Regions from separate parts of the Homo sapiens genome. Here region 2 is linked to region 1. A link is an interaction called in ENCODE POLR2A ChIA-PET data of the cell type or tissue named here. Cell type or tissue: OCI-LY7. All regions are shown on one strand.

Region 1 (8,000 bases):
TAAGCGATCCTCCCACCTTAGCCTCTCAAGTAGCTGGGACTACAGGCTCACACCAGCACACCCAGCTAGTTTTTAAAAACCCTTTGTAGAGACAGGGGTCTCCCTATGTTGCCCAGGCTGGTCTTGAACTCATGGGCTCAAGCTATCCTCCCACCTCAGCCTCCCCAAGTGCTGGGATTAGAAGCATGAACCACCATATCCAGCCAAAAAACATTTTTAATAACAAAAACAATCTTTTAGGTATTCATCTTTTCTCACCACTTCTTCTCCAAATAAATGGCCAATGTGCCAAAATGCAGAAAAGAAACTGTTGGAGAAAACAAAGTAGCTATAGGAAAGTTGGAAATAGTCATCTTTTTCCCTGCTAAAAAATAAAAACAAAGTAAAAAACAAAGTAGCTATAGGAAAGTAAAACGAAGTTAAAAAAAAAAAAAAGTAAAAAAACAAAGTAGCCATAGGAAAGTTGAAAATAGTCATCTTTTTGCCTGCTAAACTTTCTTGATTGTTTCCAACTATTATTCTTAAGATGAAAAATATAAAAGATCAGATATACTTAAGAAAGTAACAAAAAGCCAAAAAGGTATTTTCTAAAATAACATCCTCAAAACCCAGAATTCACCTGAAATTAGCCCACTATTTTTATTTTAGGATAACTCCAGTTTCTCTGGAGAACTTATTCTGTCCTGGAAACAACCCACTTATAACGTCTGTTTAATGTCCTACAATATCATGACATGCTGTGAAGGAAATACTGACCTAGGGGGAATATTCCAGTTTCCTCAAATGTAAAATGGTAGTATTATACTCAACCATAAAGATTTGCCATGAGAATTGAATAAAATTCCAAATATGACCTTAATGGCATTCTGGAAACTACAGAGCTAATTTCAAATGAAAGTTATAATAAAGGTGATCCCCATCAAGAAAGCCGAGAAACCAATGTACTACATTACTGGGCTAAGGTGAAATAAAGCAGAGGTTCCCAATGTGCCTACAAAAGGCTTGCCCAGCCCTATTCTTGGTCTTCTCCCAAGTACCATACACCCCATGAACACATAAGTGCTGTGTGAGCATATTAATATATAGACTAAGTGAGCCATCTGACAACTATTTTCTACTAATGACAACTTTCAAGTTCAAAGCACTAAACCTCAAATTCGTCATAAAGTTCAATAATTTTATTTTTAGATAGCTCCAACGACTTCACCTTAATTTGACACCAGCATATTTATGTCTTTGAGCTTTGTAGAAAATACTAAAATGGGGGCTTCTTACTGAAAAAGGGGGGTGACTCACAAAACTGCTTAGACAAAAAGTGTAAAAGGATGTAAATAAGCCTGGGCAACATGGCGAAACCCTGTCTTCCAAATATACACAAATTAGCCAGGCGTGGTGGTGTATGCCTGTAGTCCCAGCTACTTGGAAGGCTGAGGTGGGTGGATTGCTTGAACCCAGGAGGTTGAGGCTGCAGTGAGCCATGAGCATACCACAGCACTGCAGCCTGGGTGACAGAGTGAGACCCTGTCTCAGAGAAAAAAAGAAAAGAAAAAGATGTAGATAAACAGAATGATGCATTGAGTACTACAATGACTGCTGAGATCTGCCGGTGATTCAACAGCGTGCGGAACCTGCATGACGTTTCATTTACTTGTAACTCAATTTCCAACTGTCTACATCATTGGCTATTAGGAAAGGTGAGGACGATTGCTTTAAAGCACCACAGAAATGTATGAATTAGCATATTTTGTCATAAGGCACATCCAATCTATTACATTTTCACATCAGTGTTCATCATTTTTTTTCTCTCTTAAGCGAGATCAGGGAAAAGCCAAAGCCTCAATCACACTTAAAAGTGCAAATGGCCTAAGGTACAAAGCCTAAGAAATTCACACAAAAGCTGCACAGACTCAGGAAAGAAAGATGAATTTAGACTATCTACATCCTAATGCCTTTATCCTAAGTCCCAAATACATGGCTTCAAGTTCTCACTTCTCACCTGAGCGCAAGAGAAATTTCCAATTGCTTCTCAGCTGTCAAGCAGCTAGCTCATCACAAATTCACTGTTAACTGTTCCTTCTCTCTCAAACCTATTGTTAAATTCTTTAATGCTGGTATATGACACCATTTATCTAAGATACTTCCAAATTCACATTCTCAATTTCTGCACCTTTTTCATCTCCCACTGCTGTCTAATCTGACCAGTGCCTAACACATCTATTCCCTCCTTTAAACTTCTATCAGCACTGCCTTATCTTCTCTCATCTGGACCTTCATTACAGCCTCCTAAATAATCTCCCTCTACCCCATCCCCTATCTTCCTATCACACAGCCTCTCAAGTTATTCTTCCAGAAACACAGAAATATTTTTCCAGAAATACAGGTAGGCCATCTTCTCCTTAGCCTGATTTTTAGCCACAGAACTTATGGCCGTCTAGATATTCTAGACAGTCTGCTACTAGAACGAGAGTAAGGATCTTACTTGCTATCTGGTTTGTTCTCTGCTATATCCCCAGTACCTAAAATAGTGCCTGCCACATAGTAAGCACTCAATAAATATTTGACAAATTAATTAAGCAAAGCATTGAAGATATTCTATTATTAGGCACTAAACTTCCTTTCCAGCTTCATCTCCCAGGACTGCTTCCATCTCTGAAATGTGCTTATCCAAATCTATCGCAATTTCTCCTCATTATTCAAGGCCTAGTTTTAGAAACCCCTTCCTCTTTGAAGCCTTCTGTAAATGCATCCTAACTAATGACTCTTTCTTCGGACTCACATACCACACTATTTGTATCTTTAACATTCTGTTCATTCTGCTTTGCTTTATATCAGCACCAGTCTAGGGCATCTGGTGGACAGAGACTGTTTTAGACACCTTTGTACCTGCAGGATCTGGCCCAATATATAGACATTGTTTAGGAAAGACTAGGCAAACCTGAGCATATGGGCTCTCAAATCTTTTTTAAGCTTCTATGAAAAAGGACACTTTGAGTGCCTAGTCTAATGTCTGGCACTGGCACTTAATAGGAACTCTGTAGATATTTATGAAATCAAGTTGAATACTGAGATTATTTTCTCTTTAAGATGATGATTAATCCCGGAAAAGTCAACATTTCAAGCAACACTTCACCATTTGACCACATTGTAATTTAGATGACTGGCTCCAACCCCCTTTGTGTAGGTTTTGGTAGATACTACAAGGACGGAAGAAGACAGAATGAGGACACTGGGCAGGGGTGCAGGTGGGCGGCAGGGGCAGTGAGGGCTTTGAGGGGGAAACACCCTCTAGCTGCAACAATAGCAGGTTTTTTTATCCCCAACCACAGGAACCCAGTGCATCACAAATAGGAAACACCAGCCTGTGACAGGCAGCTGTAAACCCGTCAGTAAATCTGATTTTCAGTTCCCTGAAGGGTTTGCATGCCTAAATACCTCAATCCTGAGGCCTTTGGTCGTAACAGCTCAAAAGGTAAAAGTCAAAGACCAGAGTGGCTTCGAAGTATGTACTTTGGTATGTCCAAAAGTCTTCCCCAGAGCTCAAGCCAATCTCTGTAAAAATGGATATTTTATGTGAACTCTCCAAAAGGCTCCAAGAATTCTGACTCAGTTAAATCAAATTACAACTCACTTTAGGTGAGGGGAAAAGATCTTTGAGTGAAGCTCAGAACCAATCCTCTTCAGTCTGTGGCCTAAGGCTGGCCCACCACCCAATTAAGGCAGGAAGAATGTGATGTAATCACTAGTTTTTCTCAAGGTTGACATAATTGTTACTACGCATAAAAATTTACAAAAAAGGCCATAAGTCCATGGACAACCTAGAGCTCCCCCCAAACCACCAGTAATCTCTACACTGCCCTTAAAGAACAATGGTCTTAAGCTGCACTTTTTCAAAGTTTGAATGGAATGTAGAAATTTATTCTTATTGGACATGGTTTCATCACCAAAGTGACATTCTGAGACTGATAAGGAATCGTTCTATTTTACTAAAAATGAAAAAAAGTAAATTTATCTAGAGTTAGGGCCTTCATATGAGTTTTCAGAAAGTGAAAATGATCACAGAAGCTCCGAAGAGAGGATGCTGCTCTGGGCGACAGCGGGAGCTGCACTGGCTGCACTGAAGGAGCCCAGAAATGCCTGAGGCCTTCCATTCCATCCCTGGGGCAGCCTGCACACCCGGTGTTTCCAATTATTTTAGAAGGCAGCTGCTCTGGCTTCCACACAATTGCTCTGCCACCAAGTGTTCTACAGAAACGCCAGGTCCAATGTGATAGCTCTGGGTGGCCAGGGCCATGTTTTTTCATTTTTTCTTTCTTTTTTAAGAGATGGGGTTTCTTTCTTTTTTTTTTTTTTTGAGACGGAGTCTCCCTCTGTCACCCAGTCTGGAGTGCAGTGGTGTGATCTCGGCTCACTGCAACCTCCACCTCCTGGATTCAAGAGATTCTTCTGCCTCAGCCTTCCAAGTAGCTGGAATTACAGACGCACGCCACCATGGCCAGCTAATTTTTGTATTTTTTAGTGGAGACGGGGTTTCACCACGTTGGCCAAGCTGGTCTTGAACTCCTGACCTCATGATCCGCCTGCTTCGGGCTCCCAAAGTGCTGGGATTACAGGTGTGAGCCACCGCACCCAGCCAAAAGATGGGGTTTCTTTGTGTTGCCCAGTCTTGAACTCCTGGGCTCAAGGGATCCTCCTGCCTCAGCCTCCCAAGTAGCTGGGACAACAAAATTGTTGGAAGATTCCATAAAGCTTCCCCATGTGGCCCTTTAACAGTCGTCTGTTTTAAAAATTGGTTTTTAAACAGATTTAATGTGTGAAACTTATCTGATCTGGATTTGAACAAACCAACTGTAAAAAGTCATTTCTAAGCACAAAACAAATCTGATTATGGACTGCATAATTGATAATATCAAAAAATTAGTGTTAATTTTATTATCTATGATATCAGCATTGCATTTATGTAATATGTTTCTTTTTTAGTGATGCAGCTCACGTCTCTTTCATCTTTGAATTCCACATTACCAACATATAATAAACACATGTGTGCTGTGTTTAGCGTCATCTTTTCTCCTCAAGGCAAAAATAATCAGTTATGTAAAGGAGGTTGATCTCAAGCTGAATATGGAAAAGTTTAACCGAACAGCTTAAATGTAGGAAATTGAGGACCTGAAGAAAGTGAACATCAGGCACTAGAGGTCCGGGTCTACTGGGAGACTGACATCACTTGGAGATGAGTTGTTTCTCCACCAGGTGACAGGCTAATGGCACACACTGACAGTCCAGTGGTTTGTCAGCTGAAAGTGACCTGTACAGGAGAAAGCCAACAAAAGACCTAATGAAGCCCTCTCAGGATGTCTAGCTCCAAAATGGCCCCAGACTACGGCATCTTTAAGAAGTCAAGTCAGTTTCCAAGGGGTTCTAACTAGATCCCTTTGGCATGTCTCTCCTTAACTAACTCTAAACGTTTAGGGTTACCCTGATCTCCCAGGATGGTTTGTGCCCCAGCAGTCCAGAGCCCACTCCAGAATCTACATTCCGGGGTAAAATGCCTTCTTACAAAGGTCAGGAGCATGAATGCTTCTGAGGCAACCATGTGACCTAGAGTTATAGTAACTACAAGATGGGCTCTTGTGCCATCAAGGAATTCCATGAAGTACTAACAGGAGAATAATGGCCACTCTCATGCTACAAATGGGCCATTTCAGCATCACACCAAAAAGTTTTCAATACAATAATTTACGCTCTGAAAAGAAGGTACTTTTACTAAATAGGGAGAACAAAATGCAAGCACGCAAGCACACCCATCAGTGAATGACTCCGAGCGTCCATAACTTTCTAAACACCAAACTAACAAAAATGATTGACGCATGGTAAGTGCTCAAGCGTTTGACAGTTTGTTATTCAACGCCCAATGTGCAAATAGTATTAACATTTTTGTCCATTAAGATAAAATTTTGGCTAACATCTTTCTCATTAGAAATTTAAAACGAGGCTGGGCGCAGTGACTAATACCCATAATCCCACCACTTCAGGAAGCCTAGGAGGGAGGATCTCTTGTACCCAGGAGTTGGAGGCTGCAGCGAGCTATAATAGCGCCACTGCGCTCCAGCCTGGGCAACAGAGCGAGAACTTGTCACTTTAAAAAAAAGGGGGGGAGGGTGGGCCGGGAACGGTGGCACACGCCTGTAATCCCAGCACTTTGGGAGGCCAAGGCGGGAGGATCACAAGGTCAGGAGTTCGAGACCAGCCTGGCCAATATGGTGAAACCCGTCTCTACTAAAAAATACAAAAATAAGCCGGGCGCCTCTAGTCCCAGCTACTCAGGAGGTGGAGCCAGGAGAATCGCTTGAATCCGGGAGGCGGCGGTTGCAGTGAGCCGAGATCACGCCACTGCACTCCAGTCTGGGTGACAGAGCAAGACTCCATCTCAAAAAAAAGGGGGGTGGGGGGGAGAAATTTAAAACAGTATGAGTGGAAATGTTCTCACATTCAGTGCATCCTCCAACAGGATTTGTAAGCTAAAGTTGAAAGATCCTTTTCAAAGACAGATCTTTTTCACTTTAAAGGAATGAAAAAATTAAAATTAAGCACTAAGTAACAATACTGACATGATGCTTGCTTCGTGTTTTACACATTAATTCATTAATCCTTGTAATAACCTTTTAAGTACCATCATTATCCCCATTTTACGGTAGCGGAAACAGTACATTGAGGCAAGGCAGCTGAGTAACTACGTTTGATTTAGTGGTCGAGCCAGGATGCCTAGGCAATCTGGCGCCAGAGTCTCGGCCTGTGGTTCCCAGGCGTTGGTGCCCACTGGAATCCCCTGGGGATCTTTAAAACGCCGTCTCCAGGCACTCTGGTCAACAGGTAGGGGGTGAGACCTGGGCATCAGAACTCTGAAAGGTTCCCAGGTGATTCTAAGCAAAGTTTGGGAACCGCTGGGTATTAAAAGCATTCCTAAAGTTCTGTCGCTTCTCCTGCTTAGGAGTTCCTTCGCCGAGGCGCTGAGCTCACGGCAAAGGTAGAGAAAGGACGCAACGGGGAGGGGCGGCCAGCCTTGCCAAGGGTTAGGCCGGCGAGCCGGGCGTGAAAGCCGAGACGCGGCGCGGAAGGCTGTGGCCGGAGGGTGCAGGCTGCTGCGCGGTGCGATCCGACTCGGGGAGGGTGGCTGGCCCAGCTCCAGGTGCGCACGAGCAGGTGTCTGCTGGGCCGAGGGGCGCAGGCCACTGTGCCGCGGGGGCGGAAGCGGTGAGGCGCGCTGGCTTCTCACATGACTTCCCTCCAGGGCCCAGCTGATGCTGCCGGGAAAGGACCGCAGGGTCCCACACCCCCCCCGGGCGCTCCGCTGCGCCGCCGAGCGCCTCCCGGTCCTGGGGGGTGCGCGTCACAGGCGGCCCGCAGGGACCTAAGTTACTTTGCGCCGCCCGACGCGAGGACGCCGGGAAGTTCGTTACTTTCCTCGGCGGGGCGGGGCGGGGAGGTGCGGGACAGGACGGACCCTGGACCGTGGCGCGGGGAAGGGAGCGAGGCAGGGGCATCCCAGGCGGCGGCCCGGCCCCCTCAGGTCCCTTTTCGTCGCCCACCGTATACCCACCCGGAGGTGAAATCCTGCTGCACGCTCAGCAGCCGCTCGCGAAGGGTCTCCAGCATTGCCGCCGCCGCCGGTCTCCTCTCCTCAGGCCTCGGGCTGCTGCTGCCTCTGTCGCCCCCTGGGTCCCACGCCGCCAACCCCGCGCTGTCACCGCGCGCCCCGCACTCCCACTACCGGCCCCGCCCCCGGTCTGGTCCTCGCCGCCGCGCCGCAACCCCAGCCCCTTCCGCGTTCCCGCCCCGCGCGCGCCAGGCTCGCGCAGCCGCAGTGGACTGCGCCGGGCTCGGGCTGCGGAAAAGGGGCGGGTCTTCCCCCGACCGAGAGGGCCAGTAGCTCCTCGGCTCATTCCTATCCCGCACCAGGCCTTCTCGTTTTTTTTTTTTTTTCTTTAAAATGGAAGCGGCATCGT
Region 2 (8,000 bases), 710 kb after region 1:
ATCTATGCTGTAGCTGTAAAATATATCCCTGGATGCTTTTACAGAATAATACTGAAACACTCTCTGAAACTAATGGATATTGCTAAACTGACAAAACTCACTTATTAAATTCAATTAATGGGGACCAATAAATTAACCGCCTCTTCCTGGTGTTCGTCCGTGCCCCCTCCCAATCTTCACTCCCACAAATCATGCACTAGCCATTAAAAATAGAAGGAAACTTTCTTCCTCTATGTTAAAGTAACTTGAAATCATCTACCTTGTCTTCTAAAACTCCTCTCTTGTTGCTTTCTAAATATCCAAATGGAAAATGATCCTGGAGGAATGGGCAGTATGTGGTTTCCCCTATTCTACTAGTCTCCAACCCACACAGACAAAGAAACCCGATATCCAACAGAGGTTCTTCCCTCCTTCGTACCTCCACCCACATGGATGAATAAACCTGATCTCCAACAGAGGTTCTTCCTTTGGGCCTTCCCTCACGGTTATGGCCCAAAAAGCTAGAAAGGACAATGGGCATCCTTTCAGATAAAGAAATACGCTACAGAAATGAGCAGCAGAATCACAGTCCTGAACTCTGCAATAAATTTTTACTCATGCGGTAAATGCCCATGGACAGGGGTTAACCTCTAGCATTTGCACGCAGCCACCCGTTCGCTCTTGGCTCCTGGTAAGCACTTACAGGCATTTAAAGATGTGCAAAGGGTATAAGTCTTCAATGCTCTCTGCCCCTCATAAGCATCTCTGATAATATCCAACATCTACTTAAATGCTAGCTTACCTTAAAGATAAACTCTCCTTCTTTATTTCATTCCACCAGGACTGAACCCTGACTTGGGACTATTTGCCTTGAAAAATGAGTTTTCTCCAGCTCTGCAGAGGATGGCTGCTGTGTATAATGGTCTCTGAAATGCTAACGGAAGCCAAGAAATCACCTGACATGAACTATGAAGCTATTAGTTATGAAAAGCAATATCGATATTTACCTTCTAACTCTTCATGCTGGAGGGTAAAGCAGCACAACCTGGACGTGCCTGGTGCCGAGCCAACATAAAGAGAACATCTGCATCTTCCCTCCTCTACCATTTTTGAAATGGAAATAATGCTTATGGTGGTAATAATGTGGTGACTGTCGTTCAAAGCCCCTTCACACACATTATGATCTGATCTGCTCCTCCCAGGAATCCTGCATGAGGTGGATATCATGAATGTTATAATGTCCAGAAGCAGGAACTGATGTAGAAAGTTAAGTGATGTTCTCCAGGCGACCCCGACAGAGCCTGGCAGGGCTGCTGCTTTGACCCTGGAGTTGAGAGGAATTGTTCTTTCCACATCAACCCCCGCCGGACATATTTCAAAAATGCAACTGTTTTTCATTTGGGTCTATCTTTTCTTTGCTAATAGTAATCAAAGATCTAAAAGCTACAGATTTATCAAAGAACTGAAGCTACTAAAATTGTTTGCAGTGTCGTGAAAGAAACTGGCAAACACGATTTTAAGAAAAGAGGCAACTGTGACAGAAGAAATAAAAACTTGTGTTTAGGTTATCTTCAAAACTAATATTTCTAATGTACAATGCACAACTAAGATAGCTTTTTTCTGATATAAAAATAAAGTGTGATCATATGTGGAAACACAGAAAACTTAAAAAATATAAAACTGCTCCTAATATCTCCAACATGATATATCCACTATTTACATTTTGATTGTATTTTGGCATATATATATAATTTTCTTTTTTAAAGCTCACATATATCTATGCATGTTTACAAAGTTAGAATAATTCTGAATATATAATTTTGAATCAGTTCTTTCACTTAACATTGTATTGTAACTAGAATTATAAACTAGTTTTTTAAAGCTAGTTAAAGGAAGAATGAAGTAAAGCCAGAAAAACCTTAAACTACAGTTTGTAACTAACTGTAAAATCCAAAAGCACTTGGCAAATGGTAAGGAATTTGGACACATAAATTAATGGAGCTAAATATTAATCAGTGAGCAAATATTAATTGAGTCTTAAAGAGCTGAAATTATTCTAGGAGCCATGCCTGGGATGTCGTGGTGGCTAAGATGGAGTCCCTACTATTGGGAGCATAGAGTGTCAGAAATTAAGAGAATGCAATAAATTCCAGTAGAGATGGGCTCAATTTGCTTTCACACCAACTAGAATGGTGTGAAAGAATGGTTTGCAAAGCAAATGAATGATGCATACCATCGTCTAAGAATAGCACTTAATTTACTTACAAGAAGGAACTGTTTTAATTGGTTTAAAAATACTCACTACACACAAATATTTTGTTAATTAAAAATGAGTACCTATTTGAACACTTATGTGAACTAAATAGGAGCTAATACATGAGATAAAAATTATGTAGTTACAATTTTTTTTTTTTTTTGCTTTTCATTAATTGAATCAGACTGGACTTTCTCCAAGCATGTGAATGAGTGAGGATTTATTGTACCATGCAAAAACTTAGGATCTTTACAGGTTTTATTATTTGTATTTAACACTAGTTCCATTTCAGCTGGTCAGATAAGAAGAAATGTGATAGCAAAAGATATGCAAGATGTTAATCTGCTCTTAAAAAAAAGAAACCAATATTTGACCTGAATTGATACAAGTGTTTTCTTTTTTTTGAGCCGAGACAGGGTCTTGCTCTGTTGCATCTAGAGTGCAGTGGTGCAATCATAGCTCACTGCAGTCTCAAACTGCTGGCTCAAGTGATCCTCCCATCTCAGCTTCCTGAGTAGCTGGGACTACAGGCATGCCACTATGCCTGGTTATTTATTTTTATTTTTATTTTTATTTTTATTTTTATTTTTTTCAGTAGAGATTGGGTCTTGCTATGGTACCTAGGCTGGTCTCAAAATCCTGGGCTCAAGTGATCCTCCTGCCTTAGCCTCCCAAAGTGCTGGAATTACAGGCATGAGCCACCATGCCCAGCCCATACAGGTGTTTTAATTTGGTTTAATCCCAAATGTCTACAGAGGTCACAGGACTTTACATATTTCTTTGACTTCTTTCTCTACTGGATCATGTGTTATTGTAAAATTTCTTTATGTGTGATTAAACCCAGGGCAAGCCAGAGTCAATAAATCAGTTACATGTATGTGATATTGTTGATACACATTTTTAAAATTGCTTTTTAGAAAATCAACAAATTAAGGCACTTTGCAAATCCAATCTATTTTTCTTTTATAAAACAGGAAGGAATATTAGAAACACAGGAAGTTGAACATCTCAGTAAATGCCAAGAAGGAGATTGTGCCTTGGAGGAAAGGTTGGCATGGAGCCAGTATCCTTCTGTGCCCTTGGTCTCACCAGACCCAGGGCCAGACCAATAAGAAAGAAGGGAAAAGGGAAATTAAAAGAAGCCAGAGATATGGACAGAAACAAGAGGAAGGAGAGAATGGAAAAGAAGTTGAGAGGGAACAGAAAAGAAGTACACAGGTAGAATTGGTGGGTGAGCTGTGGAGAAACTGCAAACCGAGTGAAAGCCCTCTAACACTGAAATGCAATAAGACTGCATTACTCCATCCCATGCTCAGCCCCAACCATGCCCATTTGGATAAAATGGATTCCATTTGGTAATGGTTGGCAATAACTGTCATTTCTGAAATGCCAAGGGCCCACATATACAACCAGTTGACACCTTTATAGTAGTATTTATAGCTCAGACACTTTAAAACATGACTGTGGGCTGGGCACAGTGGCTCATGTCTGTAATCCAAGCTCTTTGGGAGTCTGAGGCAGAAGGATCACTTGAGCCCAGGAGTTTGAGACCAGCCTGGGCAACCCAGTGAGAACTCATCTCTACAAAAAAAAGGTAAAAATTAGCTGGGCGTGGTGGCACATGTCTATAGTCCTTGCTACTAGGGAGGCTGAGGCAGGAGGATCACTTGAGCCTGGGAGACAGAGGCTATAGGGAGCTGTGATTGCACACTGCACTCCAGCTGGACAGCAAAGTGAGACACTGTATCAAAATAAATAAATAAATAAATAAACAAACAAACAAACAAACAAACAAACAAACAAATAAATGAACCTGTGGTAGAGTAGAGAATGTAGAGACAGAAGTTTATGTGGTAGGAAGGGGACATGTGATACGAGGTTGAACAAGAGGCCCAAGTGGAGGGACACATAGGGCCATGTAGGTGTCCTGTTAACTCCATGGAGGAGGTTTCTGGGGATGTCCCAGGCCATGTTGCCTGAGAACATGTCTGCCTGAGACTCATTCTATTCCTGAAAGTCTGAAACCATCAGTTGTATTCTTACATTGATTATGGTTCAATGGTATGGTTTCTCCGTATAAACGTCCTGGCCACCATTTAGAAATGATCCATAATTTCTTGTTTGGGTCTTAGTTTTTCCACTTATACAATTTTTTACTTATTTTATTTTCTATCTGCTTCACGGGCATATTAATGTGTATGGTTAACAAGCAATCATTAGCAGTTACCAAGTGAAAGACAAATGGCAGATGGAAACTTTTGATCTGTCCCACACACGTGTCTTGGTGAAGGTATTCAGGCCACTCCAGGGGCCAGTCTGGAAGCCATATCTGATCAGGTTAGGGCATGATATAGTTTGGCTGTGTCCCCACCCAAGTGTCATCCTGAATCGTAGCTCCCACAATTCCCACATATTGTAGGAGGGACCTGCTGGGAGACAACTGAATAATGGGGGCAGTTTCCCCCATACTGTTCTCGTGGTAGTGAATAAGTCTCACGAGATCTGATTGTTTTATAAGAGGTTTCCCCTTTTGATTGCCTCTCATTTTCTCTTGCCTGCTGCCATGTAAGACATGCCTTTTGCCTTCCACCATGATTGTGAAGCCTCCCCAGCCACGTGGAACTGTGAGTCCATTAAACCTCTTTTTCTTTATAAATTACCTAGGCTTGGGTATGTCTTTATTAGCAGCATGAAAACAGACTAATACAGGGCATCACACCCAAATTAGACCTGTTTCTCCTCTACTTCCATATGAACTCTGTAATGCTTTTCCTATTGCTGATAACAACCTGGTTGCAGACCAACATGTTATATCAATGTTCTGTAAATAGGCACATGTTACATAAAGCACCACGGCATAAACCAGGTGATAATACATTGTAATGACACTCTAAAAATGTAGTAATCACTCAATAAAATCCTTAGCATCTGCTATATACCTCGAATTATACCAGAAGCTTTTAGGATATGAGCAAAAAAAAAAAAAAAAAAGACATAGACCCTGCTAAAAAGGAACTTACAATCCAGCTTGAAGAAATAAAGCCCACACATAAAAAAATTAGGGAACAAGACCATATTCAGTTAAGTGCAAAAATTGAAAAGTATGCTCGATTAGCAAGCTAGAGGGTTTATTAGAAATAACAGTAGCTTAAAAACTTCCCTACTATAAAAACCATAGTTTAAGCCTGCTTTAACATTAGATCTGGTTTCCCACAACTGATTAACCTGAAAATGGTTTAGCACAACACTAATCCTTTAATTTAACAACCTATAAATGCCGTATATAACAAGTTCCACAGAGCCCTTTCTTGGATTCATAATGATAACCTGCATCTACCACACTATCCAATGTTCATTTTAATGAGCACCTCTGGACTTTAATGAACAATCTTAGGTCTAAGTGAGCATCAATTAAAGAGAAAATGCCTCCAAAGGTATAAATGGTGATGTATCATCTGGGTTAGCAGGGTTGAAAGGACACCTGTGAGCATCGTGAGGTTTGGATGGCAAGTGTGCCCCCTTGATCAGCAGCTCCCACCTCTGTCTGATATAGAGCGAAGCTGGGGCCTGGGATGAAAGAAGAAAGCCCCAGCACATAAATATTAGGGGAATGCTATAGAAGGAGGAATTCTGAAAGAAGAGAAATACATCTGAGCAACACAGAATTGCTGCAGAGTTACCTGCACGCATTCTTACAGTTTTCCAAGGACAAGAGGAGGGTATGGCATTAACCCGAGCCCCTGAATATGTCTAATTCTGTAGGCATGCAAATGAGAATTGGTCTGACTGACTTTGCGGCAGCAGCTGAGCCCTGCTAACTTCCCTTCAGAACTCAGCTTGGGCTAGCAAAGAAAAGACGCCCACTCACCCACCTACCCCAGCAGCTTTGCAGAAGTGCTGCAGGGTGAAGACAATGAAGAAAGGCAAGGCTGAAGAAAGCCGAGGCATTCTGCCCTCTCCCAGCAAAGACAGCCTGGACGTGTTCAGACCCTATCGCCGCATCAAAAGAAGAACACCAAGGAGAAAGGAGTCACAAAAGCTCTGGCATGATCAGGAAGGCACCTGGATTTGAAAAGGATATATTATTGCCCAAGCTTAACTTCACTGATTTCCATGACTAAGCCACTTGACAGAAAACTCCTTTTTTTCAATTTAAACTTTAAGAACTACAGCTCTGTTACTTAGAATCCAAAGCAAATATCATCAGGACAAGTGTCTCTGAGGAAACAGCTGTCAACAACTCTGCAATTCCTTTATCCACTACATGCTAACACCCATCCTGAGCCCAGCGAATGTCCTTCTATGCCTGGTTACAAAGATTGGGGCATTACAAAAATTCATCATTCCCCCTTCTCTCACCCTGATAATCACAGTAGTTTCTGGGGGACCTAGATGGAACCCTTTATTAAATTTTGGAACATGAGAAAGGCTGGGTGGTACCCACTTGTCATTTGTAAGTGAGTGCTGGATAATTTCCATCAGACCACAATGCTTGTATCTTTATTTTTTTTTTTCCTGCTCATTGCCTTCCTATGATACTAATTTAAGAGTTCTTTCAAACCCAAATTTAGCTCTGTGTGCCCACCTAGATTGCTCTGGGAATTGAAATAGTCCAAGCTATTTGCTTTGGAAAATATACTCCATTGTGAATGAAAGGCCTATGGCCAAGGTGTTTCCTTCTGGCACAAGAAAAGAGAAAAGACAGAACAGGGAAGGGGCAGGGGGAAGTCTGATAAAAATGGACTATCTGTTCAATTACCTACAGATTTCCCACTGGGCTTTACTTTAGAAAGTTGTACAGGTTAATGCTATCCACAAGCCCTGGGCACTGGTGCCCCATGGCACAGCTGCCTGCGGGATGGCACATGGTACACTAATAGCACACTTATTATTAGATTTTCTGCATGGTTACATAAGCCTACAAAAGGGAAAAATGTAAATGATTCAAGAAGATATTCTTCATGCGGTTCTCATGAAATCTTTAATATCTTAAGACTTAGGAAGAACTCTCCTGGCAAGATACGATCAATTTTCATGCTTCATTAGGAAAAAAGCCCTTTCAGTAATGTTACAGAAATGGCTATAGGCAAAAGAGAGAAAAAAATTACACTCTGGACTGAACAAAACCCCAAGGCACTTTGGACTAAATCCTTTCTTTGTACCCACAGCATATCTGAAAGGAGAAGCAATGCTCACTTGGGGTGTGTGGGGATTGTATTTTGACTAGCCTGTCTACCCACAGAATTTCATTTAATCTAGGTGGAGTTGTTATCAATCTGTTTAGTCTTTCACAAATTTGAAGGGACTGTAGCTTAAACCAACAATCACCCTCAAAGCATTGCAATGATATGAAGGAAACAGCTGACATGGGGCCTGTGGAGGTGGGAAAATGGTGGATTGGAGAGAGGCCATATACACTTGAATTTCTGCAAAGGCAGAGGCAAATTATGTCACCTTCCCGCTTTCCTTTTCATTTAAAATCTACAGCTTTTCAAGACAATTTCCCTTTATTTCAGGAGAATCGAGAATACAAAAATAAATGTCTTAAGCACATCATTTACATTATTTTTTTCTGACACTTGAATAGTTGACAAACTCTGAAATCACTTCTTTTAAACCTAATGTTGATACCAAATTCTACTTTTTGGACTCAAAAAAACAGTCTTTAGAATTGTTCAATTTAAAAGCCTTGTCATACTGTAGTTATATATACTCAAGGAAGTTATTGTATGCAGAGAGCTGCAGACATTCTTGAAAGGTAAGGAGT

The links. ChIA-PET counts read pairs that join two places held together with the same protein. Peaks named below come from ENCODE experiments on the same cell type or tissue, not always from the same donor. Only the 100,000 strongest peaks of a DNase experiment are listed, where the experiment ranks them.
Region 2: POLR2A ChIA-PET joins it to region 1 with 11 read pairs; 2 of 35 experiments call an interaction of 5 or more read pairs at or near these places.

What each region holds. Positions count from the first base shown.
Region 1 is chr6:15,655,220-15,663,219 of GRCh38, forward strand. DTNBP1 (dystrobrevin binding protein 1) reads right to left here and starts at 7,809. Exons shown (of 10, transcript NM_032122.5): 1 at 7,595-7,809. The coding sequence starts at 7,650. RefSeq lists an enhancer at 7,016-7,065 and a silencer at 7,296-7,805. In OCI-LY7, no CTCF peak of the experiment used is centred here; DNase peaks (open chromatin) are centred at 3,332, 7,232 and 7,732; H3K4me3 peaks cover 2,985 bases; H3K27ac peaks cover 3,048 bases.
Region 2 is chr6:16,368,933-16,376,932 of GRCh38, forward strand. The region is part of intron 6 of ATXN1 (ataxin 1); the gene reads right to left. Among named protein-coding and RNA genes, the nearest start is that of GMPR, 130 kb to the left of the region's middle. In OCI-LY7, no CTCF peak of the experiment used is centred here; no DNase peak of the experiment used is centred here.